Regions from separate parts of the Homo sapiens genome. Here region 2 is linked to region 1. A link is an interaction called in ENCODE POLR2A ChIA-PET data of the cell type or tissue named here. Cell type or tissue: CD4-positive, alpha-beta T cell. All regions are shown on one strand. Each heading gives the region's core, and the rest is flanking DNA. Links, peaks and the distances in the headings are about the cores only.

Region 1 (9,640 bases), core at 622-8,621:
TAACATTGATTACTCACTATGGTATGTGCCAGGCACTATGCTAATTGGTTTATATAAAATAACCTAAGCTTTAGAACAACTTTCTGTGGTAGGTGTTACCAAATTATTATCATCCAGTTTTCTAGTGAAATGGGAGTTTCAGAGGGATTGTTATCCAGGTTACACTGATAATAAGTGGCAGAGCCAGGATTTGAATCCATGTATTTGACTACAAAGCATATACTTTTTACCCCCATCTCAAGCTTTCTGTCTAGCACTTGCATTTTCTTATTTTTACAGATTAAAAAAAGTATGTGGCAGATGGTTTAGGCTAAATATAACCAAAGCTAAATGCATCTCCCCCTAAATTACTTACCACTGTACTTAATATTTATTTAGGATGTATTTTGTGTTTAGCACTAGCACAAGGAAGAATAATTTTACTTTTTAATAATATTTGAAATACATACTTTGAACTTCAAATTCATTCTCCCATTCTATTTATTCTTCCATGGCATTGTCTCAAATACCTGTCATTGGCTTCTCTCCTCTACAGTTTGACCCATCAGTTGGGTTTACATTTGTTTCCCACAGGTGATTGTGGTGAGCATGCACCCACTTTTGCAGCTATCTAATAAAAAGATGGAAATAGTTGGACAACTCATATCAACTATGAGAATGACTGGTGATGACTGATAGTAAGAGCTGGCTACTCATGCTAACGTTTGTTGCTAGGTATGTTACAGTAGTCTCTAATAAAAATGGTGGAAAATGTTATGAGAGGAAACGCAACGAAATATTTTTCTGGGTATAAAGTAATGTTACAAATTGCTTTTGGTATGAGTAGCCAGTTAAAGTTTCAAATATCATACTTAGATGATATTTTTAGAAACATGTTGAAAAATAGTCATGTGGTGCAGAATGATGTTTCAGTCAATGATGGACTGCATATATGACAGCGATCCCATAAGATTATAATGGAACTAAAAAATTCTTATTGCCTAGTGATGTAACATCATAGCACAATGCATTACGTTTTTATGGTGATGGTGGTGTAAACCAACCTATTGCATTGCCAGTTTTGTACAAAAGTGTAGCACATACAATTATATACAGTACATAGTACTTGATAATGATAATAAATGACCGTGTTACTGGTTTATGTATTTATTATACTGTTGTCATTTCAGAGTGTACTCTCTCTGCTTTATTTTCTTTTTTAAAGGTTAACTGTAAAACAGTCTCATGCAGGTCCTTCAGGAGGTGTTACAGAAGAAGGCGTTGTTATTGGAGATGGCAGCCCCATGCACATTATTGCCCCCAAAAGCCCTCCACTGGGACAAGATGTGGAGGAGGACAATGATATTGATGATCCTGACCCCGTGTAGGTCTAGGCTAATATGTATGTTTATATCTAAGTTTTTAACAAAAAAGGTAAAAAAAATTTAAGTAGAAAAAAGCTTATGGAATAAGGATATAAAGAAAATACTTTTGTACAGCTGTACAGTGTATTTGTGCTTTAAGCTGTGTTACTGCAAGAGTCAAAAAGCTACAAAATTAAACAGTTTATGAAGTAAAAAAGTTATAGTAAGCTGAATTTATTATTGAAGAAAGAAAAATATTTTGTTATTGTAGCCTAAGTGTACGGTGTTTATGAAGTCCACAGTAGTCTACAGTAATATACTAGACCTTCATATTCACTCACCAGTGATTCACCCAGAGTCACTTCTAGTCCTACAAGCCCCATTCGTGGTAAGTGCCCTATAGAGGTGTGCCACTTTTTTTTTTACCCTGTGTACTGTATTTTTACTGTACCTTCTCTATGTTTAGATTTGTCTAGATACACAGATACCATTGTGTTAGAACTGCGTATTCAGTACAGTAACATGTTCAGATTTGTAGCCTAAAAACTAGGTGTTTCTATGATGTTCACTCAGTGAGGAAATTGCCTAATGATGCATTTCTCAGAATGTATCCCCATCATTAAGCAATGCATGACTGTAATGGAGTAATGTGACCTGGTATTCTTTTTCCTTTTTATAGTTCACACTGTATATTTTTAAACAATACTTCAGTGTTTCAGTTTATTTGTGAACTTTGATTTGTGCACTCATTTACACATTCATACATACATTGATTCACTCCTTCATAAATACTTTATTGATGAAATATTACTTACTGGAAGTGCCAGTGAGGTACAGGAGATACAGCAGTACACAGTGCTGAAATAGTCACAGCCCTCATGGACTTGACAGTGTGTTTATCATTGGATTGGATTTAAGAGAATTAGCTAATTTTTTTCTGTTGAGAGTTCATGCCATATTTGACTTTTGGATTTTCTGAGATTTATATTAATACATTTGAAAATTTTGGTTTTAGAATTAGGCTAATGGTTACAGTTGTACCTCAGTTTATTGTGCTTTGTTTAATTGCACTTTGCACATATTGCATTTTGTACAAATTGAAGGTTTGTGGCAACTCTGTTGAGCAAGTCTATCTGTGTCATTTTTTCCAACAGCATATGCTCACTTGATTAGCATTTTTAGCAATAATGTTTTTAATTAAGATACGTACTTTTTAAAAGACATAATGCTATTGCACATTTAATAGACTATAGTGTAGTGTAAATATAACTTTTATATGAGCTGGGAAACCAGAATTTCATATAACTTGTTTTATTGCCATATTTATTGTAGAGGTCTGTAACTGAACCCAAAAGGTCTCTGAGATATAACTTGTATATAGATTTTGATTTGGTCACTACATATGTTTATGATTGTTAGCTTATACTTATTGGCATTCTGAAATTTTCCTTTTTTCACTTAATATTGTTTTTGTGCTCTGTCCGTGTGCAATGTAGTTACAGCTGTAGCTAAAGCTATTGGTAGGTTATGCCTTTTAGCTGCTGTATAGTATTCCATTTGAATATGTAGCACTACTTTTTATTTATTCTTTAATTGATAGACTTTTAGAATATTTCCCCTTTTCCTCTTCTAGTCAGTTAATACTACAATAATTGAGGTCTCTTATGAGTCAAAACTTTAAACAGCTTTGAAAGAGAGCTATCTTTTGTCTCATTAATGTAATTTTAAAATAGAAGTATTTGAATTTTGCCTTTAGTATTTTTGATATTTGGAGAAAGTTCCAGTTGACTTAGTTTAAATGGAGTCTAGTTTGTGTGCTTTTCATACCTTACCAGTAAAAGTCCTGAACTGGTCATTTTACTTGGAGTGTATGAATTGGCATAGCACAGTACTGAACAGGTAAAAGGAAACAAAGTATAGGAAAGCAGCTAATTATAGTAATTGCAGCTGGTTTCAAAGTACTTCTAACAGTTTGTGCATAATGCTTACTTGAAAGCATCAAATGGGTGCTAGTTGTGAAATAGAACACCTGTTTGTTGTTGAGCATGTGTTTATGCAGATGATTGTTGTTGTCAAAGCACCTTGATGTAGAGTAGTCCTGTTTACATTTACATTCTCCCCAAAGGATTAACAGTGTTCTCTCAATAAATTTGCAGTCTATTCTCCTCTCAAAGGCTGCTGTTTGGAGGGTGGTGTGAAAGAGGCAACAAGTGCTTGCTAATCACTTGAATATACATAATTAGCTGCAGTCTGGTGCACTGGATTCTTTGTAGAACCATAACAATACTGATTGGCAAATGCACATAACAATAGATGTGTCACCATATAGTCCTTGAGAGTGCTGGTTGTTTGTTCATTGGTATTTATTACTTATTTTTCTCAACATGAGTTAAATTTTTATTATCAGTACACAAACTCTTTTCCTGTTCTTTTAAATGAACCAGTGTGTTATATAACAACTCCGTCATCACTAAGAAGCAGTGTTGTAAATTTCTAGACTACCTAGAGTCTGAGGGTATTATTTAAAAACACATTTGCTGTATTTAGTAATTCCAAAGATTGAGAAACGTCCAGTCAGCCACCATCTCTTCCCTTTGGTAGGCTCAGCAAGGGAGTGGAGAAGCTTTTTAATGGAAGAAAGAGGCAGCTTTAGGTATGCTGTGGTTGGAAGGCTGTTGGCATGGGAAAGCTGGAAGTGTGGGTATCTTGTGTGACTGGTCTGGGGAACATCTTAGCTTTTTCTGTTTGGTCCTTGGTTGTCATTGCCCAAGTCCTGACCGTTCTGGGCTCTTGGCTGCAGAGCTTGTGGTTTGCCATCCTGCGTTGGTTGCAAAGGTTGTGGCTCAGAGTTCTGTGGTTATACATGATCTCACTGTTGTCCATTTTATATTCAGCCTCTCAGTGGGTAGTGTTGTTAAGATGAGGCGAAATTTATTTAGAAAAAATATGTAAATCTATATGAGGAACAATATTAAGTAAATAATGTAGATGGCATGTGAATATGACACAAATTGTGAAGGTGGTAAATGAAATTAGGAAGAAAGGAAAAACCGTTACATGGTAATTACATATGAGGCATTTCACTGAGTGTTTTCCCATTTTATTTCATTTTATCCTCTTCAAAGCTCTATAAGTACAATATCATAATCCTGAAATTATAAATGAAGATTCTGAGGGTTAGTGAAGTACATTGGTCCATGGTTGCACAGCTAATAAACAGGAGCTGGAATTCCAACCCAGAGCTTACTGACTTGAGCTTACTGACTTTTGACTCTAAAAAGAGGCACAAACTATTAGTTTACAAATGTGATCATTCCATGAACTGAGATCTTTCAGTGCGTCACTTCTAGTGCCTTCTATTTCTCTTCACAGAACACTCTTTTTGGATAAAGAGGGTTTAAAAAATAATCTCTCTATTGATTTTTAAATAGCTGCGGTGGCTAGCTTCCAAGTCTGCAACTATGTACTTCCTTGTTTCAAGCTGGCCTCACTATGTGTGTAGAGGACGCCTTGGCTTATCCTAGTTACTGTTGCTGTACTGAGACCATCCAGTAAGAGTGACTCAGAGCTTGCCCATTACCTCTTCTTGCCCCTTAGTTCTTGCTGTATATCAAAGCAAGTGTTTTCTAAATTCTTGCAGACTCTTTGTTCTCTATTGCCTTATTATTGGTGATATTGCATGCCATTTATCTTAAACGTATGGATGGTAGAAAACATGAGCTGCTACAACAACATAATATATATCTACAGCAGGCTATTATATATATTTTTTGCTTTCATTTTGGCATGTGGTAGATACTTACATATAAGAGTTTATGCTATGAGCAGAAATAATCGAAATGTCACGGGATCCTTCAGGTGTCACTCTGCCAGCCGGGAACCATTGTGGCCTGTGGCGCCCCTGCTTGAGTTTCACTCACTCCCACTGTGCTCGTTCCACCCACTCAGCCCGGCAGGCTGCACTCAGTTCGCCCAACCCGGATCCCACGCCTGATGAGGGCAAACCAGGCTCAGAGCACTGAAGGGTGTGTGAGAGAGCTAACACAGGGTCCGGCCAGCTGTGGTGGGGCAGGCAGCTCTGGGTGCTGGCAGAGGTGCCGGCTCCTTGCCAGGCTGCAGCTGGAGCAGGCGTACCACACGTAGTTTCTGGTGCAGGTGCTGGTGTCTGGAAAAGGGGGATGCGGTGGCACCTAAAAACTTGGGGACGCCAGCAACTGCAGAGCCTCAAGGAGTGGGTCAGGCGTGCTCTCTCATTCTCTCCACCCGCGGCTCGGCGAGCAGGGGGAGCAGGTTTCAGCTTGTTCAGTCCCACCACCTCACCCCAGCCGGCGGCTCCCAGGCTGGCCCAGCTCCACTGCCACTTCCTGTCACATGGGGCAGCTGCCCAATGCAGGCAGAAGGCAGGAAGGCTATAGTGTTACAGCCCTGGCTTGGGAAATCCTGATGTCTCGGCCCCCAGAAGTGTCACTGCTTTTCACTCCTGCAGTCCAGCAAATGGGAGCATGTCACCACCACAGTTTGGTGAGTTGGCCAGGAAAGTGTTGCAGCCCTTTTCATGCCCACTGTTGGGTGGGTCCCGAATTCTGGTCCTTTGTCCAGGAAGAATGAGGTTACGTGGACAACTGGAAGGTGAGCAAGGTGGAGAAGTTTTACTGAGTAGCAGAACAGCTCAGCAGAGAGGAGACCCAAAGCGGGCAGCTCCTAAGGGTAGTCCTTACTTACCTTGAGTCCAGCTGAAGCTGGGGTTTTTATGGGCTCAAAATGGAGGAAGTGTGTGCTGATTGGTCCCTGGGCAGGAGGAAGTGCGTGCTGAGTGGTCCATGGGTGGACCTGGAAAAAACACCATTTCATTGGCTGAAAGGCGTAAAGGAAATTCTCCCTCCAGGTTGTGGATTCCAGCTAGAAGGAGCAGCCAGGTTTTCAGGCTTCATGCTGTGTGTGCCCTGAAGGTTGGGTTTCACTGGGGACCTGTCCCAATCTGCCTAGGAATTTGTCTGCCTCCTGCCACTATCACAATTTTATTTCTGAAATACACAAATATTTAAAGCTGTTAGGAAGGTGTCAGTAGAGAGACTTGGAAAATACAGGCAAGATGAAAGTAAATTATTCTGGTAATAAAGTGACCCATTCTTATTAGGGAAAATGAAAAATATACATAAAGAAGAACACTGTAATCTATCATTTATTGTCCAGAGATATTACTAATATTTTATGTCTCCTTAATCTTTTGTCTATGCACATATTTTTATTTTTAAAATACAACATTTGGAATTTTATATCTTGCTTTTTTTCTCTTAATATTATGAACGTTTTCCCATATCATTAAGGACTTTTAATAGCATTTTATAATTATTTACCTAACAGTTCTCCCTGATCATTAGACAGTTAAGATAGATTTCAGATCTTTTTTTAAGGTAGATTTTTATGAGTGAAATTACTGGCTCAAAGGATATGGTTACTTTCATGTCTCTTTATAATCTATGAGGTACTTGATTTTTTTCCTGGAAAGGCTGTACCCATTTATGTTCTCACCATATTCTCATGCTTTAAACTCAGTGCATATGCTCTTATTTTCACTAGTATTTTGAATTCCACCCTTTTAATCTTTTCAAAATCTCAAATCATTACCTCTCTTGTATTACCAGTCTCTCCCTCTCTGCTTTATCATTCACACCGGCATATAAAGGTGCAATAGTATCTTCCATCCTAAAAAGAAAAGCCCCCTCTTGACATATTGCTTCCCATTCTGCTACTGCCTCTATTTCTGCTTCTCTTTTAATAAAATTTTATTGCATGGTTTGTCCACACTGGCATCTTTCATATTCTCACCTTGTAGTTAATTTTCTGCCCTAAACTCTAGTTTATTTGGATTTCTTACTCCTCTGAAGAGTCTAGTAAAAATCATTGACATCCGCGTGAACATTTTTCTCTTTCTTTTTCTCCATCTCTTAATATCATTCAGCACAAGTAGCAACTCAATTCTTGAAACCCAACCTTGGTTTCTCCTAACTCATTGGCTCTTCCTTTCTGATCTTGTATCAGTTCTTGATACACTACCTGATGCCTACTTATTGGAGGGCCATGTGACTCCATGGAGGACTCCTTTCCCTAAGGAAAAACTAAGTTTCCCTGAAGTCCTTTTTGTCTCTAATAACTTTTTACCTCTTCTGGGATGTCTGGCATATGACTCTTGCCTTAGAGTCCATAGACTGCAAATGAGTTTGTGCTTTTAATGACACGTACTTTAAAACTCATTGATCTTAGTTTTATTAAGTCTTTAGATTTTTGAAAATTTTCTTTCAAGTGGTTATTCTTTGAAATCGTGAAGAACTGACAGCATATGACCAGACAGTTTTTCTACAAAAGCATTGGGATTGCCTGTCCTGTCCTATCTGTTCCCATAAAGTTTTAGGTGAAATACAAAGGTTTATGATCTAAATTCACAATTGCTAGTATGATGCATTAGCACACCATAAGTTCACAGTACTCTTTGCACTATATTCCTGAATGATTAAAACTTACAGCTGGCATAGTATCAAGTGCTGGCTGCCCAAGTGTCTCCCTCACAACCTATAGATAGAGTTTATTGCCTGTCACAGAAAGGGAGTACACCACCTGGTTAGAACTTTGGCGGTTTCTTGGAGGGAAGAAAGCAAGGATAGTATGTACTGAGAATCAAAGTTTGGTTGAGGTTGAGTGAATACTGGGTGTGTGTGTGTGTTTGATTAAAATTGGATGATGACCATTATGCAACAGCAAGGGATTCAAAAAATCTTACATACTGTTGGGGCTTTCTATTGAATCGTTGATGCGTGTTTCAGGAGTTTGCTGTGATGAACAATCAAACCGTTTGCCAGGGTGAGGCTCTCCCTGAATAGTCAAGTCATGTTAACGTACACTGTGAGTTGTTTAGGGAGTTGATAGTTTTAGTCTTCAAGTTGTATGTGGTTTCTGTTAAACTATTAATGTCATAGGACTACAACATACTACTTCAAGCTCTTAAAATGGCTTTCCCTTATTTTTGAGAGATGTAGCTGAGTGCTGCTTATAGTCAGGTCAATTCTTATAAAACACCAACATCCCTCTATGCCTAAATATCAAATCAGTGTTATAATTATTTTTTTAAACTAAGATTATATCAAATTTTTTAGTTTGATACTTACAAAATAGTTATGATGCTTTTTTTTCTTGGTTCTCTTTTTTTCTTTGCTAGAAAGACTTTGAACTATAAGGATGGAGGTTCCTTTTCTGCAGACTTAAGAAAGAGGATGTGAAACTTGGTGTCATGAGTTCTAAATACCTCAAGTTATTGTTGCAAGAATAGGGTTTTCAGTTTTGCAATTTCAGCCTATAAATTACAATGAAGAGTAAGAGTCCTTATAATAATAAACTTTTGGGGCTGGGAGCAGTGGCTGACACCTGTAATCCTGGCAATTTGGGAGGCTGAGGTGGGAGGATCATTTGAGGCCAAGAGTTCTAGACCTTCCTGGGCAACATAGCAAGACCCTATCTCCACAAAAAGTGAACAAAATTAGCCACGCATGGTAGTGCATGCCTGAAGTCCCAGCTACTTGGGAGGATTGCTTGAGTCAGGAGGTCAAGGCTGTGTTGAGCTGAGATTGTACCATCGCACTCCAGCCTGGGCAACAGAGCAAGACCCTGTCTCAATCAATCAATCAATCAATCAACTAACTTACTTTTGGTATTGTATGCTGATTTATGAAGGTTGAACCTAGGATTAAATGTTGTCTTTTGTCTGCCCTTTATTTTTCTTCCCTTAACAGATGCCATGTTGAGCTGCCTTGTCCTGATTTTGACCCACAATGTGTATTCAGCCTCAGCACTTATTATGTAGGTTAGGCTCCTTTTAAATGTTAATGTTTCACATTTATGCTTGTGTGAATTGCTCATTTTCTGTCATAACCTGGGGGTATGGAAGGAATCTGTTGAAGACCAAGGAGGTGGGCTTTACCACAATACTGACATCTCTTCTCAGCTCAGGCAGGGAGCCTTGGCTAGGCCACCTATTGCCACTGCCTAAGTAGAAGGTGATTGGCAGAATCTTATCTGCTTTGCTTTGACTTTTCATTGCCAGAGTTTGTTGAAGGATGCCAGATGTTTGGGAAAACAAGTTTCTTTTTGCTTTCTATCCCTATTCTTGCCAAATTCTTACCTGTTTTTTCATGAGGATGCCCTGGCTTGCAAGAAAAAGCAAGAAAAATAAAAACATAAGTTTGATTCTTAATTTGAGCATTCTGACCCATTTTCAGCTTTATATATCCTTGGTCCATTTTTCT
Region 2 (9,640 bases), core at 1,164-9,163, 500 kb before region 1:
TAGCACTTTCCTGAACAATGCAGGAGAGAACAAGGACAAAAGAAAAAAGCCACTCAAGATCTCATCCTCTGAAGAAAACCACACATGACATCTTGGGGAACATCTTTCAGGATACCTCCCAATGCATACATACAATGCCGGAGTGTGGATTCCCTTCTACATAAAGAGGATCATACTTGTGTGCTTTACAACACACAGGAAACTTCTAAAATTTGCAGATCAGCTTGATTTAAGTTGACTCAAATAAATTAAGAGTTTCAGATACCTACTCATAGCAAACAAGGTCACATACCAAGGTGAATAGACAAAGCCTTTTACATCTAAGAGGAAATAAATACTCTCTTTCTCTCTCTCTCTTTTTTTTGAGATTGGGTCTTGGGTCTTGCTCTGTCACCCAGGCTGGAGTACAGCACAGTGGTGTGATCATACAGTCACGTACCTCACTGTACCCTCGAAGTCCTGGATTCAAGTGACCCTCACACCTCAGCCTCCTGAGTAGCTGGGACTACAGGCCTACTCCTGGCTACTGTGGCATCACCACACTTGGCTTTTTCTTTTCTTTTTATTTTTTAGAAACAGGATCTTGTTATGTTGCCCAGGCTGGTCTCAAAACTTGTGGCCTCTACCGATCCTCCCTTTTTGGCCTCCCAAAGTACTGGGATTGCAGGCATGAGCCACCGCACCCAGCCTCTTTCTTTTATTTTTAAAAACAACAAGAAATAGGACTTATGGATGCTCAGTAAGTGATGGTTGGATGCATTCCAAGGCTGGAAGGTAAGAGGCCATCATCCTCTAGGTTAGAAGGAACCTGTCGAAAGGAAAGGGCTTTCGAGTCTTTTTGGTTGAGAGGCCTGGACCCACCAGGGCATCTCTTTTCAGCATCTTGGTGGTTTCACCATTGCTGACGGTCTCCCATGAGCATTCAGGGCTGGGATGAGACCTTGGATGAAGAACCTAGAGAGCTGAACCCATCCTGTGAGCCCAGATGAGTGGAGCAGGGCAGGGAGGCAGGAGAGGCATCCATGGAGGTCCTGGGGTACAGCTGCTGCCGAAATGGCCAGGATGTCTATGGCAGGAAACCCAGCCTCAGACACACCTGCCCAGCCTGAGGGTGTGGGCTTCTTTGAGCAAAAGCTTTGTTCTGAGAGTGACTGTGCAAGGTAGTTCTATAAACAGTGGCAGAACTTCAGATGGGGATTAAAGCCCCAAACCTCTCTCCTCTGTGTGTACTGCTAGAGGGGACAAGTCTGGGCCTGCCCTCTGCCTGGATTTCCAGTGCCTGTTAGAGCTCTCTCTCTCTCTCTCTTTCTTTCTCTCTCTCTCACACACACACATGCACACATACACTGCTTATACTACCCTGAGTATAGTCTGAGTGCCTAGAAATTAGGAAGCACACATCAGATTAAGACACTGGCCTTTGAATCAGCCGGGATAGGGTCACAGCTCTTACATCTCTAAGCCGTAAGACCTTGGTCACCTTACTCAGCTCATCTGCAAAATGGAGAAACCAGCTCCTCAGGCAGTGAGGATTAGATTACACTCATGTTTGGCAAGTGCATCGCGGAGTGCCTGGATCAGAATGAGTGCTCCATAGACGGAAGCTACTAGAAAAATCGACTTAAGGGCTCACCTCATCAAGCTCCAGACTTCTTGAGCTGAGAACTTAGTTGCTGTTAGGTGTCCAAACATACTTTCTTTTTCTTTCTTTCTTTTTTTTTTTTGAGACAGTCTCACTCTGTTGCCCAGGCTGGAGTGCAGTGGCGTGATCTCAGGTCACTGCAACCTCTGCTTCCCGGGTTCAAGTGATTCTCCCACCTCAGCCTCCTGAGTAGCTGAGACTACAGAAGCCTGTCACCACGCTCATCTAATTTTTGTATCTTTAGTAGAGACAGGGTTTCACCATGTTAGCCAGGCTGGGCTCAAACTCCTGACCTCAAGTGATCTGCCTACTTCGGCCTCCCAAAGTGCTGGGATTATAGGCGAGAGCCACCATGCCCAGCTAAATATACTTTCTTCACTAATGGAAGAAGGTCTTACTCCTAGTTGGCCCAAGTTGAGTGGAGACACACATGTTCACACAGCTGCATGCACACTGCTTGAAGGGTTGTCAGATGTGCATACTACCCATGGCAACAGTGAATACTTAACAATGAATAACCCTTGACACCTTGGCCCCTGCTGCACTTGCTCCCCAAAGCCTTCCTTCTGGGGTCTGACCGCTCCCACAGGTACACGGCTACCCTCTCCCTTTTCGGTTCTCTATGTTGGTCTTGGCTCCAACTAGTCTCTGAATTCAAGCAACTAGGATCTATGCTTATATATCCCTGTTGGACTCTGGCCCTGCACGTTGGTTAGGGGCGGTATAGCTTACTGGCTAAGAACACAGGATTTATATTCAGACAGCAGTAGGTTTAAATTCCAGCTCTGCTATGACCCACAGATAAAACTGGGTGCAAGTATTTTCAGCCTTTGCGCATCTCAATGTCCTGGACACTAAAATGGGGGTAATAATGGTATTGAAAGGTTCTTTTTTTCTTTTATCTTCCATGCCCCGATTGTTGGACGAAAAGGGTTCTTATAACAATTTAAATTAGTAATATTTATAAAGCATGTGGTAGATACCAAATAAATATTAGCTATTGTTAATTTCATTAATAGATTTAAAAAATTAATTTAGTGCTAAAAATAAAACGTGACAGGATGGATGACTCTGGACTTACAGAAAGAAGAAACCAAGGGTACACCTCAGACTCATTCTTATGTTTTATTATTTATTTATTTGAGACAGAGTCTTGCTCTGTTGCAAGGCTGTAGAGCAGTGGTGCGATCTCGGCTCACTGCAACCTCCGCCTCCCAGATTCAAGTGATTCTCCTGCCTCAGTCTCCCCAGTAGCTGGGACTACAGGCACCTGCCGCTAAGCCCAGGTAATTTTTGTATTTTTAGTAGAGATGGGGTTTCACCATGTGGGCCAGGATGGTCTTGATCTCTTGACATTGTGATCTGCCCGCCTCGGCCTCCCAGAGTGCTGGGATTACAGGCGTGAGCCACTGCGCCCGGCCGGCTCATTCTCATCTTTAAGGTGGGTTCGGAGAAAGGAGATGGAAATGGCCTTCACTCTGGCAAAGAAGGACGGAAAAGTCCCTGGTGACTCATTGGGACGTACTGCTTTGCTCAAGGCTCCTATTGTCATCTTGAGGCAAGTTCTGCTTTCCAAGACCATTGCCTGAATACTGTTTATGATACTTTTTGAGGAAAGGCATTCATTCATACAAGGTAAATGAATTACTGTTATGCAAAGTAGGAAACCCACAGCAGTGTTTGGAGTCCTTTTGGACAGTCTCTTTCTTTTAAAAAATTATGTCTCTTAATTCTTATTTATTTGGTATCTTTTCTTTTCTCCACTGTTTCTAGAAAAAACAAAATGCATGGCCAGTGCACGGTGGCTCACACCTGAAACCCCAGCACACTGGGAAGCCAGGGAGGGCAGATGGATTGAGCCCAGGAATTTGAGAGCCTGAGCAACATCGTGAAACCCCATCTCTACAAAAAATACAACAAATTAGCTGGGCGTAGTGGTGGACACTTGTAGTCCCGGTTACCAGGGAGGCTGAGGTGGGAGGATCACCTGAGATCGGAGGTTGAGGCTGCAGCGAGCTGTGGTCATGCTACTGCATGGCAGCCTGGGTGACAGAGTGAGACCCTGTCTTGAAAAAAAAAAAGGAAAAAAATGCAGCCTCCACTATGTTAGATCATGTAACTACTTAAAACTCTTCTAGTGTTTTCCATCCCACTCAGGACGTAATGCCAAGTCCCTGCAACAGCCCATGGAGCCCTGCAGGGCTAGGCCTCTCCACGCTCGGGTGGCCTGCTTCCTACCCACTCTGCTTGGTTGCTCTCCTTCAGCCACACTGACTTGCTTGTAGTTCCTGGAATGCGTTGAGCAAACATTCCCACAGGGCCTTTGCACATACTGCTCCCCGGCCTGGAATGTTCTTACCTCCGGTGTCCTCATCCTCAGTCCCTCACGTTTCTCAGGTCTCCATTCAGAGGTCATTTTATCCAATGGGACCTTCCTGACAACCCTATCTAGCACCAGCCACCCTGTCACTCTGTCTCCTTACCCCATTTGGCCTTCCTGCATCGCACTTATTACCTCCTAAAGTGTGTGTGCATGTGTTTAATTGTCCAACTTCTCCCGCTAAGATGTAAGCTCCTTGAGGACAGAGATTGTACTTAGCTCGCCGCTTTGGACCTAGCTCCCAGCACCATCCTGACGGTCAGTGGGCACTCAGTAAATACTGAATGAATGGATGTTGAGTGAATGATGACAACCTGACTCTCCAGACTGTGCATGTGAGTGCAGAGGAGGGACTACTTTGCAAATGTACTTCACTCTGAGAGGCCTCAGATGCTCTGTAATCAGTGCTGACTCACTCCACCGACGAGAAGACCCCAGTTGGGTAGTCAGCTTCCTTCACCATGACCTTGGCCTCTGTGACTGTTTTAAGTACTAAGCCTGAAACAAAGCATAGGTCCCAGACGAGCTGATGAGTTCCCAAGAGAAGGTCTTGCATATCCCACCGGTTCAATACATGTTTGAACAAAAGTGCTAAAGGAAAAGGGGGAGGACATGGCTATGGAAAAACAGACCTTATACGGTATGTGCTAGTTTAGTTTTCTTTGCAAGAGAGTTGGGACAGAGGATTTCTCAGAGTCAAAGGAAATACTTTCGATGACCTCCTACCTTACTTTCCTTCTCCTTGGTATTTTATGTGATATTAGGAAATCAGAGAGGGCTTTATTCTCTATTAATCAGAGTATATCTTGGAAGATCAAGAAGATGTTCAATGCCCTTCTCACTATTCAATCACAAACTTCCACCAAGATAAAAAGATGAAAGTTACTTCTTACAGAGATGGATTTTTAATAGTGCTTTTTTTAAAAAAGTAAGTGCTCTTTGTAAGGAAAGGAACAGTCAAGTAATGCAGAAGAGAACAAGGAAGAAAGAAAAATGATCAGTCAAGATCTTATCCCGTGAAGAAGCTGCAGTAACATTTTTGCAAACATCTTTCAGGATACCTCTCAATATATACGCAACGTAGATGTGTGGATTCCCTTTCACCTACATGGGATAATATCATACAATTTATATAAACTGATTTCTTTGCTTGATACTATATTATGGGGGCATCTTTCTATGTGTGAATCTTTATTTTTTCTTTTTTTCTCTTTAGTAGCTTTTTTTTTTTTTTAAATAGAGAGAAGGTTTTGCCGTGTTGGCCAGGCTGGTCTCGAACTCCTGACCTCAGGTGACCCACTGGCCTTGGCCTCCCAAAGTGCAGGGATTACAGGCGTGAGTCACCGTGCCCAGCCCATTTTTAATAGCCTTTAATGGAACAGTAGTATGGCATTGTATGTGTGACCTAGTCAGTTTTCTATTGATAGATATTTAGGTTGTTTCCAACTTCTTGCTGTTAGATAAGGTTGGATGAGCAACTCCATGGGTGTGGCTTAGGAGGCTCTTGTCTCAGCTGAATCTTTAGTAATCTCTGGCATTCCCACTCAGGAAATCCCAAAGCACTAGTGGCCAATGGTCCCTGTCTCCATGCCTAGCCAGAAAACACTGTCTTCAAGGCCCCAGTTCTTCATGTCAATCAAATTGGTTCTATTCATGTGTGGGGAGGCAGACTTGTTTGCTTATTTTTGTTTTCCTAAAAAAATTCAGCAATGCTTTTATATCGTACTTGGCATCAATTATTTGCACCCCTCTAGAATCCATCCCTTCATTTTCTGATGATAACAATTCCTGAGGAATTACCCCTCTCCCATTGCATAGAGTCTTGGTGAACCTGGAAGTGGAGGTGGCGGGGCAGTCATTAAAACCCTGTGCGGTTGCCTGCAACAGCCAGCCTCCACTCCATTCCTTCCCTCTCCTGCCTCCTCCCTCACTGCACAGCCTCCAGGTCACAGGTTTGGAAGCTACTGGGGTTGGCAAGAAAGCAACTCATAAGACTGAGCCGTATTCAACAGAGAGACACCAGGAAACCTGGAGAAGTGGGTGTGTGTTATCTCGGGGACCTTAAATATTCCCTTTCCTTTGCTTTGGGGCACAAGAGGAACATAAGCATGAAATAACAAACTTCAATGCTATGTGGTTTTGTTCTTTAAAATGTCGTCTCTTTTTTTCCCATCATTGAACTTGTCAGGGAGGCTTCTCTTGGCTAAACCCCACTGCGCTGGGTCAGAGCATGCCTCACTATTATTAACCTGTTCGACAGCTGAGGACGCTGAAGCACCCAGAAGCTACGTGACCCACCCAGGATCAGGTGGCAGCAGCCAAGCGTCCTGGGACTCGCACTCTAATGGCAGGCACTGCGCTTGGCTCGGGCTGAGCTGTCCTGGGGCACGCAGCAGCAGCAGCAGCAGCCAGGAAGCCCAGCTCCTGTTACAGGATGAGGTCTCAAGCTGGGGGCTGCTCTTCTTTCTCAGGTGTCAGTGTTAAAACAGCCACAGAAAGAGCTGTAGAAGAGCCCTTGGTGATTTTGCTTTGGAGGGTGTCTGGTCACAGAGTCTGCAGATAGGCGACGGCACTTTCATTATGTCTGTCACCATCGTGGGGGGATTAGGAGGCCCTAGGGTAGGGGACTGAATAGTTCACTGTGGCCCTCCACTGACAACACTAGGTACTGAAGGGTATCAGTTGTTCAACCTCAATTCTAGGGACAGAGGGGGTGGCGGCAGGAAGGAAATGCACCCTATTGAATGTCTACTCCCAGCCAGGCTTCGTTTGGGGTGCCTTCCTGTAGATTGTTTCATGGACTCCTCATGTCAACGCTGAGAGCTCAATCAACAACTTCAGCTTCTCTCCTCCTCTTCCTCCTCCTCCTTTGGGTTGACGAAATCAGATCATCAGAGCTGCTAAGCAGAAAGTAGCCATTATAATATGATGGAGACAGAATTTTAACTCATGGATGTTTTGGGTCCAAAGTTAAGCTTTTCCCTGTTACTATCCCGGCCCTCAGTAGCACCTCGGGACAGGCAGAGTTTTGCCCCGAATCCCTCTGGAGTGAGAAGCCTTTCTGGAAGGAGCACTGCCGAGTCTCATAGACCCCGGTCTATGTCATAGACCCCTAGACACTGGCTTCTGCTCCCATCTGATGGGTCATCTGAGCAGAACAATGTCAAAAGTTGGTGTTTTCTCTGAAACTCTGAGTCTCCCTCCAGACTGCGGTTGGCTCAGGGCACCATTTTGGCTGCAATCCCGCAGAGTTTCATTTTCACTTTTTTATTGAAAAATCGAGATCTGGGGAATTAGAGCCTTTCCATATTGATTTTCCAGGGGCAAGTGAAAATTACATTCTGTACAGGACCAAGAAAGTGCCACCTTTTGTGGCAACAGGGCTGACGGTGGTGATGACGTGCAGGAAGGGGGACGATGGGGCAAACAGACATAGTTTCCATGTAATTTTTTTTCAAAGTGAAAAGGTAAAAAAACTAATTTGGGTTCGTATAAAATGACTTCTGGAATTACAATTTTATTTATTTATCTGTTTATTTGTTTTTATTTATTTATTTAGTTAGTTTGTTTGTTTGTTTGAGACAGGGTCTCACTCTCGTTACCCAGGCTGGAGTGCAGTGGTGCTATCTCAGCTCACCACAGCCTCTACTTCCTGGGCTCAGGTGATCCTCCCAGCTCAGCCTCCTGAGTAGCTGGGACTACAGGCGTGCGCTACCATGCCCGGCTAATTTTTTGTATTTTGTTAGTAGAGATGGGATTTCATGATGTGTTTTGTGTTTAGTTGAAGGGAAAGTTGAGGAGAGACAGGTGAGAACTTTGGAAAATATGAATCTGAGGTTTCTCCTTTGAGCATGTCGGGTGGTGCGTCAATCTGCGTTTGGCCCTCTCCCCCGCTGACGTCACCCAAGCCTAGTGTTTTAGGACCGTGGGGAGAACCAACCAGAGTTCTGGTGCATTCATTCACTTTGGGGTCCAGATCTCTGTTCTGGTCTCAGATCTTTCTCTGCCAACTTACTATCTAGAGGACCTTTCACAAATTCACTAAATTTCACTTAATTTCCTGAACCTTGACTTTTTTCCCTGTAAATTGGGAGTAATAATAGAAACTACCACAAAAGGTTGTAGTGAGGATTGACTGAATAAATGTTACTTGATTGATTGATGAATAAACAGGATAACTTGTGTAAAGCACTTGGTTTTGATAGACAGGTGTCTCTTACATGTAATAACAATCTCCTATTTCCTGGCTAGTCCAAAACCCCAAGAAATTTGAGGTCTCACGGAGTTTGTGGTATTCAGGTCAGGTGGATATATTTGAGGTATGCTTTTCTATTTTGGATTTTATTTCCTCTTTTCTGTTCCACCATGGTAAATGCCTCCTAGCTGGTAGTGGGTGAAAATCTTTTATCCCACTTCTGGGGAAAGCCACCTTCTGGGGAAAGACCTTCTGTGAGTTAATATCCGGAAACAACTGGTTCCTTTCTTCTTGTCTCCTTCCCCTTCCCACCCTCTTTAGCACCTGTGAAATGTCCTATTTTTCCCCCTTTTCCATATGCAGGCTAATTGGTGACATCAACCAAAGCCCTGAAAGTGATTCTGGCAGAAAACGAACATGTCTCTGCGAAGCAGGTGAAGAGCCCGAGACTTTGGAATAGACACACTGGCAGCGACGGGGATGAGACCTCACCAGGGAGGAGGTGCTAAGCCCAACTGCAGGATGTCTCTGGGTGTCCTCCAGGCACCCCAGCTTTGAAGGCACCCCACCAACCCGGGATCCACAAACGTTTCCGCCAGATGTGCAGCCCTTGGAGCAAGTCGTGAAACAACTGCTTTGAAGATGAAGAGCCCTCGGAGCACGCTAAGTAGCTGTATTATTGTCGTGCAGTGTGTGTCACCCTGCGGAGGATTCAACTCCCAGCACTGTCACCGCTGGGGAATTAGTGAAAGGCAAACTCAGCCGGAAATGCCGAGTGCCAAAAAAGAGGAGCGAATAAAATGCTGGGGGTGGGAGGAAGGGGACGGTGGGTGCCTGAGCTTTGAAATTCTGCCACTGAAAGTTCTCTCCCATGGTTCCTTTTCCAACCCGCCCCGAGTGCAACAACTGGACCCGCCATGTGACAGGCGCTGCAGACGGATCGCGTTTCACACATGCAGCTGTAATATCTGGCACACAGGTGTTTGGTTCTGTGTTTGCCAGCTGCTCTGCAGCGCCCTGCTACAATGGATAGGGGTCGGGGGGAGGGGAACCCTCACACTTGTTGCTGCCAAAAGGGAGGAGGGAGCTGGAGATTCCTGCCCCCCGGCCAAGAGCTCAGCATTTGACTCTGCTTGGGTCTCCCCCAGTGCCTGCTTTAGAGGGTCCTGGGGCCTCTTCTCATGGGCTCACCCAGGACTCGGCTGTGGCTGGCTGGGAGGGCGAACAGGGCGTCTGGGAAACCTCCAAGCAAACTGGCCAGGGCCCCAGGAAGCCAGGTCCGGAGGCAGCGCACCCGGGGATAGGAGGCCACTGGGCTGTTGAGTCAGCTTCCAACTTCACCTCTGAGCAATTGTGAAACCTTGGCCAGGTTTCTTGCCCTGTCTGGTCTTAGTTTCCTAATCTATGAAATGGAGTATGTAAC

The links. ChIA-PET counts read pairs that join two places held together with the same protein. Peaks named below come from ENCODE experiments on the same cell type or tissue, not always from the same donor. Only the 100,000 strongest peaks of a DNase experiment are listed, where the experiment ranks them.
Region 2: POLR2A ChIA-PET joins it to region 1 with 8 read pairs; 1 of 35 experiments calls an interaction of 5 or more read pairs at or near these places.

The regions. Positions count from the first base shown.
Region 1 is chr1:243,726,681-243,736,320 of GRCh38, reverse strand. All of the region lies in intron 2 of AKT3 (AKT serine/threonine kinase 3), which reads left to right. Among named protein-coding and RNA genes, the nearest start is that of AKT3-IT1, 63 kb to the left of the region's middle. In CD4-positive, alpha-beta T cell, for the core only: no CTCF peak of the experiment used is centred there; a DNase peak (open chromatin) is centred at 4,850.
Region 2 is chr1:244,231,216-244,240,855 of GRCh38, reverse strand. LOC105373262 (a long non-coding RNA gene) reads left to right here. Exons shown (of 3, transcript XR_949343.3): 3 at 8,581-9,640. Among named protein-coding and RNA genes, the nearest start is that of SPMIP3, 120 kb to the left of the region's middle. RefSeq lists enhancers at 1,042-1,091, 1,102-1,421, 590-1,789. In CD4-positive, alpha-beta T cell, for the core only: no CTCF peak of the experiment used is centred there; a DNase peak (open chromatin) is centred at 3,175.